Linked DNA regions of Homo sapiens: all the other regions are linked to region 2. Evidence: read pairs that join two places in POLR2A ChIA-PET (ENCODE). Cell type or tissue: HepG2. All regions are shown on one strand.

The links. ChIA-PET counts read pairs that join two places held together with the same protein. Peaks named below come from ENCODE experiments on the same cell type or tissue, not always from the same donor. Only the 100,000 strongest peaks of a DNase experiment are listed, where the experiment ranks them.
Region 1: POLR2A ChIA-PET joins it to region 2 with 6 read pairs; 2 of 35 experiments call an interaction of 5 or more read pairs at or near these places.
Region 3: POLR2A ChIA-PET joins it to region 2 with 7 read pairs; 1 of 35 experiments calls an interaction of 5 or more read pairs at or near these places.

The regions. Positions count from the first base shown.
Region 1 is chr3:197,273,971-197,278,970 of GRCh38, forward strand. All of the region lies in intron 4 of DLG1 (discs large MAGUK scaffold protein 1), which reads right to left. Among named protein-coding and RNA genes, the nearest start is that of MIR4797, 17 kb to the right of the region's middle. In HepG2, a CTCF peak has its summit at 3,059 (motif pointing right); no DNase peak of the experiment used is centred here.
Region 2 is chr3:197,716,023-197,721,022 of GRCh38, forward strand. RUBCN (rubicon autophagy regulator) reads right to left here. Exons shown (of 20, transcript NM_014687.4): 2 at 1,955-2,108. Among named protein-coding and RNA genes, the nearest start is that of RUBCN, 18 kb to the right of the region's middle. RefSeq lists an enhancer at 2,936-3,230 and a silencer at 2,936-3,230. In HepG2, no CTCF peak of the experiment used is centred here; a DNase peak (open chromatin) is centred at 3,079.
Region 3 is chr3:196,277,264-196,282,263 of GRCh38, forward strand. All of the region lies in intron 1 of PCYT1A (phosphate cytidylyltransferase 1A, choline), which reads right to left. Among named protein-coding and RNA genes, the nearest start is that of PCYT1A, 8.0 kb to the right of the region's middle. RefSeq lists an enhancer at 1,737-2,349. In HepG2, no CTCF peak of the experiment used is centred here; DNase peaks (open chromatin) are centred at 1,338, 2,268 and 2,938.

The DNA.
Region 1 (5,000 bases), 440 kb before region 2:
AAAGATATCCCATGTTCATAGATTGGAAAAACTAATATTGTTAAAATGTCCATACTAACCAAAGCAATATACAGATTCAATGCAATCCCTAATAAAATACCAGTGACATTCTTCATAGAAATAGAAAAAACAAGCCTAAAATTCATATACAATCATAAAACACTCCGAATACCCAGAACAATCCTGAGCAGAAATAATAAAACTGGAGGCATCACATTACCTGACCTACTACAAAGCTACAGTCACCAAGTGAGCATGGTACTGATGTAAAAACACACACAGACCAACGGAACACAACAGAGAACACAGAAATAAATCCACACATTTAAGCCAACTCATTTTTGAAAAAGAAGCCAAAAACACACAATGGGAAAAGGACAGTCTCTTCGATAAATGGTGCTGGGAAAATCTGGATATCCATATGTAGAATGAATCTAGACTCCCATTACTCACAATATGAAAACGTAACAAAAAACAAATCAAAATAGATTAAAGACTTAAATCTAAGACCTGAAAAGATACAATACGACACGACACGACACGACACGATACGATACGAAAACATTGGGGAAATGCTTCAGGATGTTGGTCAGGGCAAGTATTTTTTAGGTAATGCTTCAAAAGCACAGGCAACAAAAGCAAAAATAGGTAAATGAGATAACATCGAGCTAAAAAGATCCTGTACAGCAAAGGAAACGACCAACAGAGTGATGAAACAACTTACAGAATGGGAGAAAATATCTGCAATTTATCTGACAAGTATTAATAACCAGAATATATAAGGAGCAACAAAAAAGCAAGTATCTGATTTTGAAATGCACAAATGATCAGATTAGACATTTCTCAGAAGACATACAAATGGTTAATTGGTATATGAAAAAATGTTCAACATTACTAATAATACTCAGGGAAATGGAAATCAAAACCATAATAAGCTGGGCACGGTGGCTCACGCCTGTAATCCCAGCACATGGGAGGCCGAGGCAGGCAGATCACGAGGTCAGGACTTCAAGACCAGCTCAGCCAGCATAGTGAAACCCTGTGTCTACTAAAAATATTTAAAAAATTAGCCGGGCATGGCAGAGCACACTTGTAGTCCCAGCTACTCAGGTGGCTGAGGCAGAAGAATTGCTTGGACCTGGGAGGTGGAGCTTGCAGTGAGCAAAGATCACGCCACTGCACCCCAGCCTGGGCGACAGAGCAAGACTCTGTCTCAAAAAAAAAAAAAAGAAAAAAGATATTCTCTTACCCCACTTAATATGGCTATTATCAAAAAGACCATAAATAACAGATTCTGGCTACGGATGTAAAGAAAGGGACACTCTGGTACACTGCTGATGGGAATATAAATTAGTACAGCTATTACGGAAAACAGCATGGTCATTTCTCAACCACCATTTAATCCAGCACTCTCACTGCGAGGTATACACCCAAAAGAAAACAAACCAGTATATCAAAGAGAGATCTACATGCCCATGTTTATCGCACCACTATTCACCACTGCCACGATAGGGAATTAGCCTAAGTGTCCCTCAACAGACGAATAGATAAATAAAATGTAGCATATATAGACAATAGAATATTATTTAGCCATAACACAGCATGAAGTCCTGTCATCTGCAGCATCATGGATGAGCCTGAAGGATATCTTATGAGAAATAAGCCAGACAAAGAAAGGCAAATATCACATGTTGTCACTCATATGTGGAAGCTAAAAAGCTGATCCCATGGAGTTGGAGAGTAGAATGGTAGTTTATCAGAGGCTGAGAAGGGTACAGTGAAGGAGGGGAGGAAGACAAGTTGGTTAATGGGTACAAAAATACAATTAGAAGTGTTCAATAGCACAGTAGGTGACTATAGGTAACAACAATTTATTGTATATTTCAAAATAGCTAGAAGAGAAAATCTGGAATATTCTCAACACAAAGAAATGATAAATGCTTGAGATGATGGATATCCCAATTACCCTGATTTGATCATTAAACATGGTATGCATGTATCAAAATACCACAAGCACCATATAAATATGTATAATTATTTATCAATTTTAAAAGAGTACTATTGAAAGCAGACTATGTGTATATTCTTCCAGACATGCCTAACCTCATGGTTTTCTTTTCACACACAGTCATACTATGCCTCCTGACATGTAACCTGCTTTCACTCATTTAATAACACATAATGGATACACAGAATATATTTTGCCTGCTACTTTATCTTGCATTAAATGGCTCTACCATAATGTGTTTATCCGATCTCTTACCGATAATCTTTTATATCCCTTGTTGGTTTCTACTAATTAAGGCTGCAGTGAGCATCCCTGTACAAATACCTTCAATAATCTGTGGTGAATCTGGAGCATATGCTGGATCAAACGATACGAATATAAAGTTGTCTTTCAAATTAGTTGCACTACTGTATTCTCCCTTACTAACTGTACAGGAGCTTCTGTTTCCTCCTATTTATTTAATCTCTGACAATCAAATTTGTTAAAAATATCCTTGCTGTCAATGTAATTTGCATTTTTAAGTGTGGCTGAGCATTTCTTCATAGGCTTATTGGCCCACATTTATTTCTTCTTCTTCAAACTACAATACTCACACTGTTAAGTCAGTTTCCTATTGAACACGGGCCTTTTTCTTAGTTTCTATAAGAAGTTTCTTAAGTTGAAAGGACTGGAAATTAAAATTAATCCTTTTTCATATATGTGACAAATTTTCATCCTAATATATAATTTATCTTTGTATTATATCTTTCAAGATTCAGAAGTTCTACAATCAAAATTTGAAGTCAAAGTCCACAAAGAAATTCTATAAAGTCAGCAGCATTTTTAACCTTTTAATTTTTGTGGTGTTTTTTGGTCATGGTTAGAAAAGCCTTCCTTATTAAAAATCAAAATTTTTATTTTTTTTAATTTTTAACTTTTTTTTTCTTGTTTGGAGACAGGGTCTCGCTCTGTCGCCCAGGCTGGAGTGCGGTGGTACGATCTTGGCTCACTCCAGCCTTGACCTCCAGGACTCAAGCGATCTTCCCACCTCAGCCTCCTGAGTAGCTGGGACCACAGGAGGGAGCCACTACACCCAGCTAATTTTTGCATTTTTTGTAGAGATGGAGTTTCACCATGTTTCCCAGGCTGGTTTCGAACTTCTGAGCTTAAGCGATCTGCCCAGCTTGGCCTCCCAAAGTGCTGGAATTACAGGCATGAGCCACTGCGCCCAGCCCCAAAATCTTACTTTTATGGTTTTTTTTTTTTTAACCTTTGAATCTCTAGTCTAGTTGAAATGTATTGTGATGTTAGGAGTAGGGTGCATCCTTTTCTACTGAAATGTCCCATTAAATCAGGAAATTCCTCCTACTCTTTCATCTTGCCTTTTTTTCCAGAGGGAGTCTCACCCTGTCACCCAGGCTGGAGTGCAGTGGTACGATCTTGCCTTCCTGGGTTCTTTGGCAACCTCCGCTTCCTAGGTTCATGCGATTCTCACGTCTCTGCCTCCCAAGCAGCTGGAACCACAGGCACGCACCACCACACCTGGCTAATTTTTGTATTTTTAGTAGAGGCGGGGTTTTGCCATGTTGCTCAGGCTGGTCTTGAACTCCTGACCTCAGGTGATTCACCTGCCTGGGCCTCCAAAAGTGCTAGGATTACAGGTGTGAACCACCAGGCCTGGCCTCATCTTTTTAAGAGTCATCTATCCTTCCTTATAAATCAACCCTTTTCTACTGAAATATCCCATTAAATCAGGCAATTCCTCCTACTCTTTACTCTTGCTTTTTTTTAAGTCTATATCCTTTCTTATAATCTCTAAAACTAACTCACTCTTATTTTAGAATAGAGTTGTTCTTATAAAAATGATGTGTTATTTTTTAAAATTAAGAGAGAGAGCCGGGTGTGGTACCTTACACCTGTAATCCCAGCTACTCTGGAGGCTGAGGTGGGAGGACTGCTGGAGACCACCACCAGGAGTCTGAGACTAGCCTAGGCAACATAGTGAGACCCAGTCTTCAAAAAACTGTTTAAAGAAATGGTTTTGGGGTCGGGCATGGTGGCTGAAGCCTGTAATCCCAGCACTTTGGGAGGCCAAGGCAGGTGGATCACCTGAGGTCAAGAGTTTGAGACCAGCCTGGCCAACATGGTGAAACCCCATCTCTACAAAAATACAAAAATTAGCCGTGTATGATGGTGGGTGCTGTAATCCCAGCTACTCGGGAGGCTGAGGTGGAAGAATCACCTGAACCTGGGAGGTGGAGGTTGCAGTGAGACGAGATCGTACCATTGCACTCTAGCCTCGGTGGGAGAGCAAGACTCTGTCCCAAAAAAAAAAAAAAAAAAAAAAAAAAAAAGAAATGATTTTAGCTGGGTGTGGTGGTGCACACATGTAGGCCCAGCTACTCAGTAGGCTGAGGCAGGATGATCCCTGGAGCCCCCAAGTTTTGAGGATACAGTGAGCTATGATCGCACCACTGCACTTCAGCCTGGGTGACAGAGTGAGACACAGTTTCTAAAAAAACAAAAAAAGTAGTACAAAAAAGAAAAAAATCCCTATCACTCTGAAACAATCATTAAACACTAAACAAACATTATTCCAAACATCTCACTAGACATATGCTCAAAGTAAAAGATAATATATACAAAAAAAATTTTTTTAAGAAAATGGGATACTAATCCTGTCCCTTTAAATTTACTACATCAGAAGAAATAGAACAAACAAAGTTATAAGGTCACAAAGTAACTGACAAATGACCTGGCAAGAATTAGATCAGTGAACTTAAAAAAAAAAAAGACAAAACTGGATAGCTGCTTTAAAGATGAAGATTTGCATTTTAAGAGAATAACAGTCAAGGCTTTGTGAAAATTGAGCAATCTTAACTACTTTTAGCAAAAATAATCCTCTTTTTAGTCCTGCAAAAGCAAACATGAAGTCAAAGAGGCATGTTGCATGCAATTTTGTTGGAAAAGATTACTATATCCAAGAATTAGTACACAAGTATAACCTAAATTC
Region 2 (5,000 bases):
AAGCCTAAGCAATTAATTATCACTAGAACACACTGGCTTCTAGACAAAAGGATTTCCCACAGGGAAGTACTTTTAATGTCACTGAGCACATGGAGTTTCATCTTTTCATTCTTTTGTTGTTGTGAGATACAGTCTCACCCTGTCGCTCAGGCTGGAGCGCGGTGGCACGGTCTCAGCTCACTGCAGCCTCCGCCTCCCAGGTTCAAGTGATTCTCCTGCCTCAGCCACCTGAGTAGCTGGGATTACAGGTGCGCGCCACCACGCCCGGCTAATTTTTGTAATTTTAGTAGATACAGAGTTTCACCATGTTGGCCAGGCTGGTCTTAAACTGATCTCAAGTGATCTGCCCCACTTGGTCTACCAAAGTGCTGGGATTACAGGCGTGAGCCACTGTGCCTGGCCACCTTCTCATTCTGTAGAAACATTTCATGCATGAAAGTCAGAAATAAGTGAACATATTTTTGCCTTGGCTGTTTTTCTTCCTTTATCCTACCTACTTCTGAAAAAAACCAGCATGGTTTTAAAACCAAAACTAAGATTCAGAAGGAAAAGCTTCCTGGCTGTGGTTGGCTAAGACTGGTCCTCCAAGATGTCTACATTCTAATTCCTAGAACCTGGGAATGTTGCCTTTTATGACAAAAGTGACTTTGCAGGTGTGATTAAATTAAGGATTTTGAGATGGGGCGATTATACTGGATTGTCCATGTGGGCCCAGTATAATTGTAAGAGTCCTTAAGAGGGAGGTAGGAATGGTCATAAGGAGGGGGGTAGGCAGGAATGGTCCATAAGGAGAGAAAGGGATGTGAAAGCAGAGAGGGCTGGGCACGGTGGCTCATGTCTATAATCTCAGCACTTTGGGAGGCTAAGGCAGGAGGGTCACTTGAGACCAAGAATTCAATACCAGCCTGGGCAACATGGTGAAATCCTGTCTCTACAAAAAACACAAAAATTAGCCAGGTGTGGTTGCATGTGCCCGTAGCCCTAGCTACTTGGGAGGCTGAGGTGGAAGGATTGCTTGAACCCGGGAGGTCGAGGCTGCAGCGAGCCATGATTTTGTCATTGCATTCCAGCCTGGGTGACAGAGCGAGACCCCGTCTCAAAACACAAACAAACAAACAAAGGGGGCAGAGAGCTGGGTGCGGTGGCTCACGCCTGTAATCCCAGCACTTTGGGAGGCCAAGGTGGGCAGATCACAAGGTCAGGAGATTGAGACCACTGAGACCATCCTGGCTAACACGGTGAAACCCCGTCTCTACTAAAAAATAGAAAAAATTAGCCGGGCCTGGTGGCGGGCGCCTGTAGTCCCAGCTACTCGGGAGGCTGAGCCAGGAGAATGCTGTGAACCCGGGAGGCGGAGCTTGCAGTGAGCCAAGATCGCACCACCGCACTCCAGCCTGGGTGACAGAGCGAGACTCCGTCTCAAAAAAAAAAAGGGGGGGGCAGAGAGAGATTTGAAGGTGCTATGCTGTTGGCTCTCAAGATGGAGGAAGTGGCCAAGAGCCAAAGAATGCAGGAAACCTAGAGAAGCTGGAAAAGGCAAGGAAGTAGATTCTCTGTGGAGCGTCCAGAGGGTGTGTGGCCCTGCAGACACCTTGGTTTCAGCCCCGTGAAACTCATTTTGGACTTCGATCTCAAGAACTGTAAGATGATAAATCTGTGTTGTTTTAAGCCATTTAGTTTGTAGTTACTTGTTACAGCAACAATAGGAAAGTTTTAAGTTGACCTAATCTTTTGTTGCTGATTTGCTGTCCTACCCAGTGATTTATTCATTCCATTAACATCTATGGTCCATCAGACACGATGTGAAACGTTCTGTATATTAAAAAAATGAATTAAGTCACAGCTGCTCTCAGGAGTCCACAGACCAGTGGCCTTCATCTCCTCCCTGCCAATGCGACTGTTTCTTTTCAACAAGCGAGTCAGCCAATCTGGCAAAAAAAGGAGTTCTGCATACCTGGTCACGGATAAGCCCGTGATAGAGGATGCTCTGCATGTCCCTGCAAAGCCGCTCCAAGCCACCATACTTAGACCAGACGTTGGGGCTGTTGGTTGATACCAAACCCTCCACCGTCGTCTTCAAATTACCCAGCAACTGCCAGTGCTCCCTCCTGCAAGGGCATCAGTTACACCAATCGTTAGTTACCTTTGCTGTACTTGATCCTGATCATATCAAAGAAAGTCTAAGCCGAGGAGCCTCCTGCCCCACATCCTAACATTCTCTCCCCTCTTAATTTTTACTTGGGCACAAAACTCAACTCTGAGAGAATTAAAGTTGTGAACAATACTAATTTAAAGACAAAAAACAAACAGCAAAAACCCTCACATTCAAATGGTAGATTATGCTTTGTAAAGGGATTTTCATCTACTATCTCACTCAATCCTCACATAAGCAGCTTATAACCCTAACTTTATAGGGGTATAACCCATTCAGATCCATTTTTATTTTTTGAGACACTTAACTCTGTCACCCAGGCTGAAGTGTGGTGGCATGATCACAGCTCACTGTAGCCTCAACCTCCCAGGTAGAGGTGATCCTCCCACCTCAACCTCCCGAGTAGCTGGGAACTACAGATGTGCACCAACACACCCAGATAATTTTTAAATTTTTTGTAGAGATGGGGTCTCACTATGCTGCCCAACTCCTGGCCTCAAGTGATCCTCCCACCTCGGCCTCCCAGAGAGCTGGGATTACAGATGTAATCCACTGCACTCAGCCTAAGATCCATTTCTTAACAATGACAGTACCTGCACAATATACAAAAAGATGAAGGCATCCACACAGAACCAGACATCTTTTGCCAAACAAAAAAGGCCAAAAACAACTTCTTATTTCCTATATTTCCAAGCGCTAACTACAGCATCGTGAAGGACAGAAACTGTAGGACTAAGGCGGTCACTAAAATGTCATTTATGATTATACCGTAAGAAACGGCCATCGCAGAGGCCAATGGACTGCCAACTTTTGCCCAGTGACTCTGCATATCCTATGCCTCTTCCTCAGAGCAAACTAGCCTCTGATTTCTTAGTGACACAGTTTTCCCATGTGCCAACAGGTTACAATCCGGTCTCATAGGCCTGAGAATCAGTCTGACTCATGACGTGACTCTGCATACCTGTGTTCTGATTCATTCTGTACTGATCTTACAAGGTTAACTGTTAAAGAACATCATGAGGCTGGACGCAGTGGCTCACACCTGTAATCCCAGCAATTTGGGAGGCTGAGGCGGGTGGATCACCTGAGGTCAGGAGCTAGAAACCAGCCTGGCCAACATGGTGAAAACCCATCTCTACCAAAAAATACAAAAATTAGCCAGGCGTGGTGGCACATGCCTGTAATCCCAGCTACTCGGGAGACTGAGACAGGAGAATCGCTTGAACCTGGGAAGTGGAGGTTGCAGTGAGCTGAGATCATGCCATTGCACTCCAGCCTGGGCAACAAGTGTGAGATTGTCTCAAAAAAAAAAAAAAAAAAAAAAGAACATGATAAATCCCAAAAGCAAACATTAAGTACTCTATCATCCTAGGGCTTTGATTCCAAAATTACACAAAGAGCATTGACATCTTAGAAACTTTGAGCATTCAGATCTACCTATAATTTCCTCTGGACAAAGCTGAAGAATTTCCCTTCCTCACAATGAAGTGTCCCTAAGGTGCCAAAGCTACAAAAGAATGTGGCTTTTATTCTAAGATACACCAAACAATCTATATTTGGTATCTGCTCATGTAGAAGAAAACTTCTGTAAAAAATTGATTTACATAGCTACCGTATTTAGTGTCACCTTTTTAAAAAATTTTGATTGATACATAATTGTACATATTGATAGTATACAATGGATATATTGTGCATTGATCGCAACAAAGTAATTAGCATATCCATCACCTTAAATATTTATCATTTCCCTGTGATGAGAACATTCAAAAACCTCTCTTCCAGCTATTCTGAACTACACCATACACTGCTGTTAACCCTCGTCATCTTACTGTGCACCAGAATGTACTCCTTCTGTCTAACTGTCTGTCCCCTTGGCCCTGTTGACCGATCTCTCTCCATGCCCTTCTCCCGCCTTACTGTGCAACAGAGCACCAGAACGTACTCCTCCTGCCTAACTACAACCATGTACCTGTTGACCAATCTCTCTCCATGCCCTTCTCCCTCCTACCCTCCTCATCCTCTGGCAACCACTATTCCACTCTCTACCTCCATGAGAACAACTTTTTAGATTACCGAGTAATAGCATGTGACAGCTGTCTTTCTGTGCCTGGCTTATTGCCCTTAAGGTAACATCCTCCAGGTTCACCCATGTTGCCAAAACTGAAAGAATTAAGGTTGAAGTGTATTCCATAGTGTATACACACCCCATTATCTTTAGCCATTAATCTGTTGACGGACATTTTTTTTTTTTAAGACAGACTCTCACTCTGTCGCCCAGGCTGGAGTGCAGTGGCATAATCTTGGCTCACTGCAACCTCTGCCTCCCAGGTTCAAGCGATTCTCCTGCCTCAGCCTCCCGTGTAGCTGGGACTACAGGCGCAGGCTACCATGTCTGGCTAATTTTTGTATTTTTAGTTAGATGGGGTTTCTCCATGATGGCCAGACTGGTCTCAAACTCCTGGGCTCACATGATCTGTGCACCTCGGCCTCCCAAAGTGCTGGGATTACAGGAGTGAGCCACCGCGCCTGGCTGTTGATGGACATTTAAGTTGATTTCATACCTTGGCTATCATGAATAGCACTGCAATAAATAGAGGAGTGCAGGTATCGCTTTGATACACCGATTGTGTTTCCCCTGGATATATACTCAGTATTGGGATTGCTTGATCACACAGTAGTTCTATTTTTAACTTTTTGAGGAACCTCCAGACTGTGTCGCATAATGGCTGTACTAACTTACATTCCCACCAGCAGCGTGTAAGGGTTCCCTTTTCTCCCCATCCTCACCGACACCGGCTATCTTCTGATTTTTTTTTAATGTGCAGCGATTAGATTTGGTTTGCTAGTA
Region 3 (5,000 bases), 1.4 Mb before region 2:
TACACTATTATGTGTTTATACTATTCCTTATCTGCTTACATACAGTTCTTCTATTTTCTAAAGATGACTTTTGGGTTTTACATTATATTCTACACTGTTCTTTAAACTGAAGTCTTTAGATCCTTCGGATTTAAAATAAAACACACCCACTGCTTTTTGGGTTTTAGTGTAAGACACTTCTTTATCTCATCCACTTCTCAGGAGATGGAAAACATCTGGGTCACAGATATTCCATAATGATAACCCTAAAAGAATTTAGAAATTATGCAAAGATTACTCCTCATGACTTTCCTCTAGAACTACTGCTGTTTAAACTTTTACTCTGGGCTGGGCGCGGTGGCTCATGCCTGTAATCCCAGCACTTTGGGAGACCAAGGTGGGTGGATCACATGAGGTCAGGAGTTCGCAACCAGCCTGGCCAACATGGTGAAACCCCATCTCTACTAAAAATACAAAAATTAGCTGAGCGTGGTGGCATGCACCTGTAATCCCAGCTACTTGGGAGGCTAAGGCAGGAGGATCACTTGATCCCTGGAGGTGGAGGTTGCAGTGAGCCTAAATCGCACGCCACTGCGCTCCAGCCTGGGCGACAGAGCGAGACTTTGTCTCAAAATAATAATAACAATAATAAACTTTTACTCTGTAGGTCTCACAAGTTTTTTTCATTTTTTCCCGGCCTTCTTATGCCATCCCAATGTTCTCTCACATCTACTAACTTATAACCGCAGCACCAAAGCATACAGAATAATAACTGATGTTTAAAATCATGGAAAAAGGTACCCCCAGTCTCCCTCATGTTCCAATAGATGCTTGCCCGGACACATCACCTTTGCTACTGAGAAAGTGTAGAGAAAAGGTGTGTGGGAGGATGAGGGCGTACTGAAGACAGTAAATACATCCTAACATCGTGTTGGCTTCTTAATTTGTTACACTGAAACTTAGGTGTACCTAAAGCCACACCACCATTACAACATCGATAACTGCCCAGTAACCATTTGGAATACCTCCAACAATGAGGAACAATATTTCTTGGACTCTCAGTTTATGATAAGTGCGCCTCTGTCATCAACCAATACCATTCAAGTAAGGTACAGTGATGGCTCTGGAAAAGGAGGTGGCTTTAAATATCTACATTCAAAGGGGAAAAAAAATACACGCACACACACAGGCTGCCTTAATATCCCTGTTTGTCCAGCGGGCAATGGGACTGGGAAATGATCGCGCCTCCTCAGAGCCAATACAGTAGGAGGCGAACATGGGGCAGTGCATTACTCAATGCCCTGCAGACTGACCCTTAGGAATGAGACAGGAAGAAAAGTATTTGGAGATAGAATAGAGAACCTCCCTCAAGAGCCCTACTAGGATGGGCCAACACTTCCTGTTTGTTTAGTGGTTCATCCTCCAGAACACTTTCTTTGTCAAAAAGGCTATAACAGCCCAGTACAGTGGCTCATGCCTATAATCCCAGCACTTTGGGAGACCAAGGCGGATGGATTGCTTGAGCCCAGGAGTTCAAGACCAGCCTGGCCAACATGGCGAAACCCCATCTCTACTAAAAAGACAAATAATTAGCCAGGAGTGGTGGCACATGCTTGTAGTCCCAGCTACTTGGGAGTCTGTGGTGGCAGAATCGCTTGAACCCAGGATGCAGAGGTTGCAGTGAGCCAAGATCGTTCCACTGTACTCCCGCCTGGGTGACAGAGCAAGACCTCATCTCAAAAAAAAAAAAAAAAAAAAAGCTAGGCCAGGTGTGGTGGCTCACACTTGTAATCCCAACACTTTGAGAGGCCAAGGCGGGAGGATCACCTGAGGTCAGGAGTTCGAGACCAGCCTGGCCAACATGGTGAAGCCCGGTCTCTACTAAAACTACAAAAATAAGCTGGGCGTGGTGGCAGGTGCCTGTAATCCCAGCTACCCAGGAGACTGAGGCAGGAGAATCATTTGAACCCAAGAGACGGAGGCTGCAGTGAGCCATGATCATACCACTGCACTCCAACCTGGGTGACAAGAGTGAAACTCTATCAAAAAAAAAAAAAAAAAGGGCTGACAGCCAGAATACAGCAATTGTTAAGACCTGATCTTTCCAACTGCTGCCTATTCACTCCCTAGATAAGTCACCTTATCTTAATCACTGAAATTTGAGCACAGACTCTAAATATGGACATAAAAACCCATCCCCCAACACCCTGCCTGCTAAGTACATTAGTGTCTCCAAAGTGCCCTCGAAATACAGAATGCAGTATCTGTGCCTGTGATTTTTACTCCGACTCACAAAGACCTGGTTTGGTTTCTGCTGACTCACCTACCAGTACACACTGCTTGCCTTGTTCCTCCACGTTCCAACACATGCCTGCTGAGGCACATCAGCTTTGCTAGACAAGTGGAAGATGTGTTTGTGGAGGGAGGGGTGGCACTGAGGAGACACTAAGGATACAGCTAGTCATATTTTTCCAATGTGAATGTCCTGAAGGAGACAGAATCTAGGTGCTGGCATGTCTATGCTTGAGTCTGAAAGATGATAGGCTCCTACAAGTAGTTTTAGGGACTCCTATCCAGTCCTTTCTTTTTTTTTTTTTTTTTTTTTTTTTGAGACAGAGTTTCACTCCTGTTGCCCAGGCTGGAGTACAATGGCACGATCTCAGCTCACCACAACCTCCACCTCCCGGGTTCAAGCAATTCTCCTGCCTCAGCCTCCCGAGTAGCTGGGATTACAGGCATGCACCACCACGCCTGGCTAATTTTGTATTTTTAGTAGAGATGGGGTTTCTCCATGTTGAGGCTGGTCTTGAACTCCTGACCTCAGGTGATCTGCCCGCCTCAGTCTCCCAAAGTGCTGGGATTACAGGCGTGAGCCACCGCACCCGGCCTATCCAATCCTTTCTATTCAACTTCCTTATTGCAAACAGACCTACCAAGGGAAAGAGGAGTTGGACTTTGCTTCCTGAACTATGTAACAATCTAAATATAGCAGAGTCCTCTCTTATCCACAGGGGAAATGTTTCAAGACGCCAGCAGATGCCTGAACCCCTAGAGAGTATGGACCCTATATGGACAGTTGTCCCTCAGAATCTGCAGGGCACTGGTTCCAGGATCTCCTGCAGATGCCAAAATCCACAGATGCTCAAAAGTCCCTTATATATATAAAACGGTGTCGAATTTGCATATAATCTATACCCCCTATATACTTTCAATCTTCTCTACATTACTTACAACACCTAATACAATGTAAATACTATGTAACCAGTTATTATACAATATTGGTTTTTTATTTGTACTGTTTTTTATTGTTGTATTGGTATTTTTATTGTTTTTTTTTTTTTTTTTTTCTGAATATTTTCGATCCAAGTTTGGCTGAATCTGCGGATGTGGAGCCCATGGCCACGAAGGGCTGACTCTACTTTGTTTTCTCCCTATATACACAGAGCTATGATAAAGTTTTATTTATAAATTAAGCACAGTAAGAGATTAACAGGAATAACTAATAATAAAACAATTATAACAATATACTGTAATAAATGTTATCTGAATGTGGCTGTTCTCTCTCACTCTCAAAATATCTTACTACATCATACTCACCTATTTTCTGACCGTGGCTGACTGTGGGTAACTGAAACCACGGAAAGTAAAACTGCGACTAAGGGTGAGCTCTTGTAGTAGCAAGTTGCAATTACATATGCTATTCCACATTTCAAAAATCTAACTCAAACTTGACCAATTACTACAAGGAACTATTTGCAAAAAGATGAGGCATAATTTTTCCTTTGCACTCTATTCCTGCCTTCCCCATCTCTAGGCCTACATTATCTTCCCCACTAAAACCCAATGCCCAGTATTTTTCTATCAGCATATCAATGCCCAGTTCCAAAGCCGAGTGCGCAAGCAGACTTTACATTTGGGATGTTTCTCTGCTTCTACCGTGGTGGTGCTTAATGAGCTGGTGCTCTAAGAGGCAAGCTCTGGAAACTCAAGGGTTAAAGTGCATCTAATATTCCTGGCATTCATTAATCCTATCATCTTGCTGTACACTCAGGTCTTTCTGGAGATAACAGTGTAAGGACATTGCCCCCTATGTAAAGGCCTTTGAAGCTTGAAGGAGTATATGGCTAAGCGAAAGTAGGGAAAAGAGCTGGACTCAAGAACCAGAAAATCTAGATCAGGGGTCAGCAAACTACAGCTAGCTGGCCAAAGATGGCCCACTACCTGTTTTTGTAATTAAAATTCGATCAGAACACAGCCATGTTCACTCACTGATGTGTTTATTGTCCATGGCTGCTTTTGTGCTACAACAGCAGAGCTGAGTAGTCACAGATACTGTGTGACCTGCAAACCCTAAACTATTTACAATCTGGCCCGTTACTGAAAAAGTTTGCTACCTCTCATCCTAGATGAAATCAGGACCAGCTTTATTAATAATTTGGTGGCAAATTCTACCTAAATTTACCCAATCTAAAGTGAAAAACAGTGTTAGAAATAGAATTATTTCGAGTACAGTGGTGCAATCATGGCTCACTGCAGCCTCGAACTGCTGGGCTTAAGTGATCCTCCTGCCTCACCCTCCCAAGTAGCTAGGACTACAGGCACATGCCACTACACCCAGCTAATTTTTTGTAGAGATGGGGGTCTCACTTTGCTGCCCAGGTTGGTCTCAAACTCCTGGCCTCAAGCAATCCTCCCACCTCAGCCTCCCAAAGTGCTGGGATTATAGGTATGAACTATCACACCAGGCTGAGAACTTATAAATGTAAAAGTGAATTTCAAAACATGAGCTTCTCTGACAGATTAGTTCTAAACTAAAGTTCAACGTTACTTGTCATGAGCCCTATAAACTGTCACATTTAAGACCTTAGCTTTGAACTGGATCTCTTCCCTCTAATTTCGTCAGAGAAACCCTTATTCAACAAACACTGAGCGGCACTTACTCTGTGCCAGACCCTGGGTTAGCCACTGGCACACATAATAAAGCTTATACTTCTTCGGCCTGGACATGTAGTAGAATATTT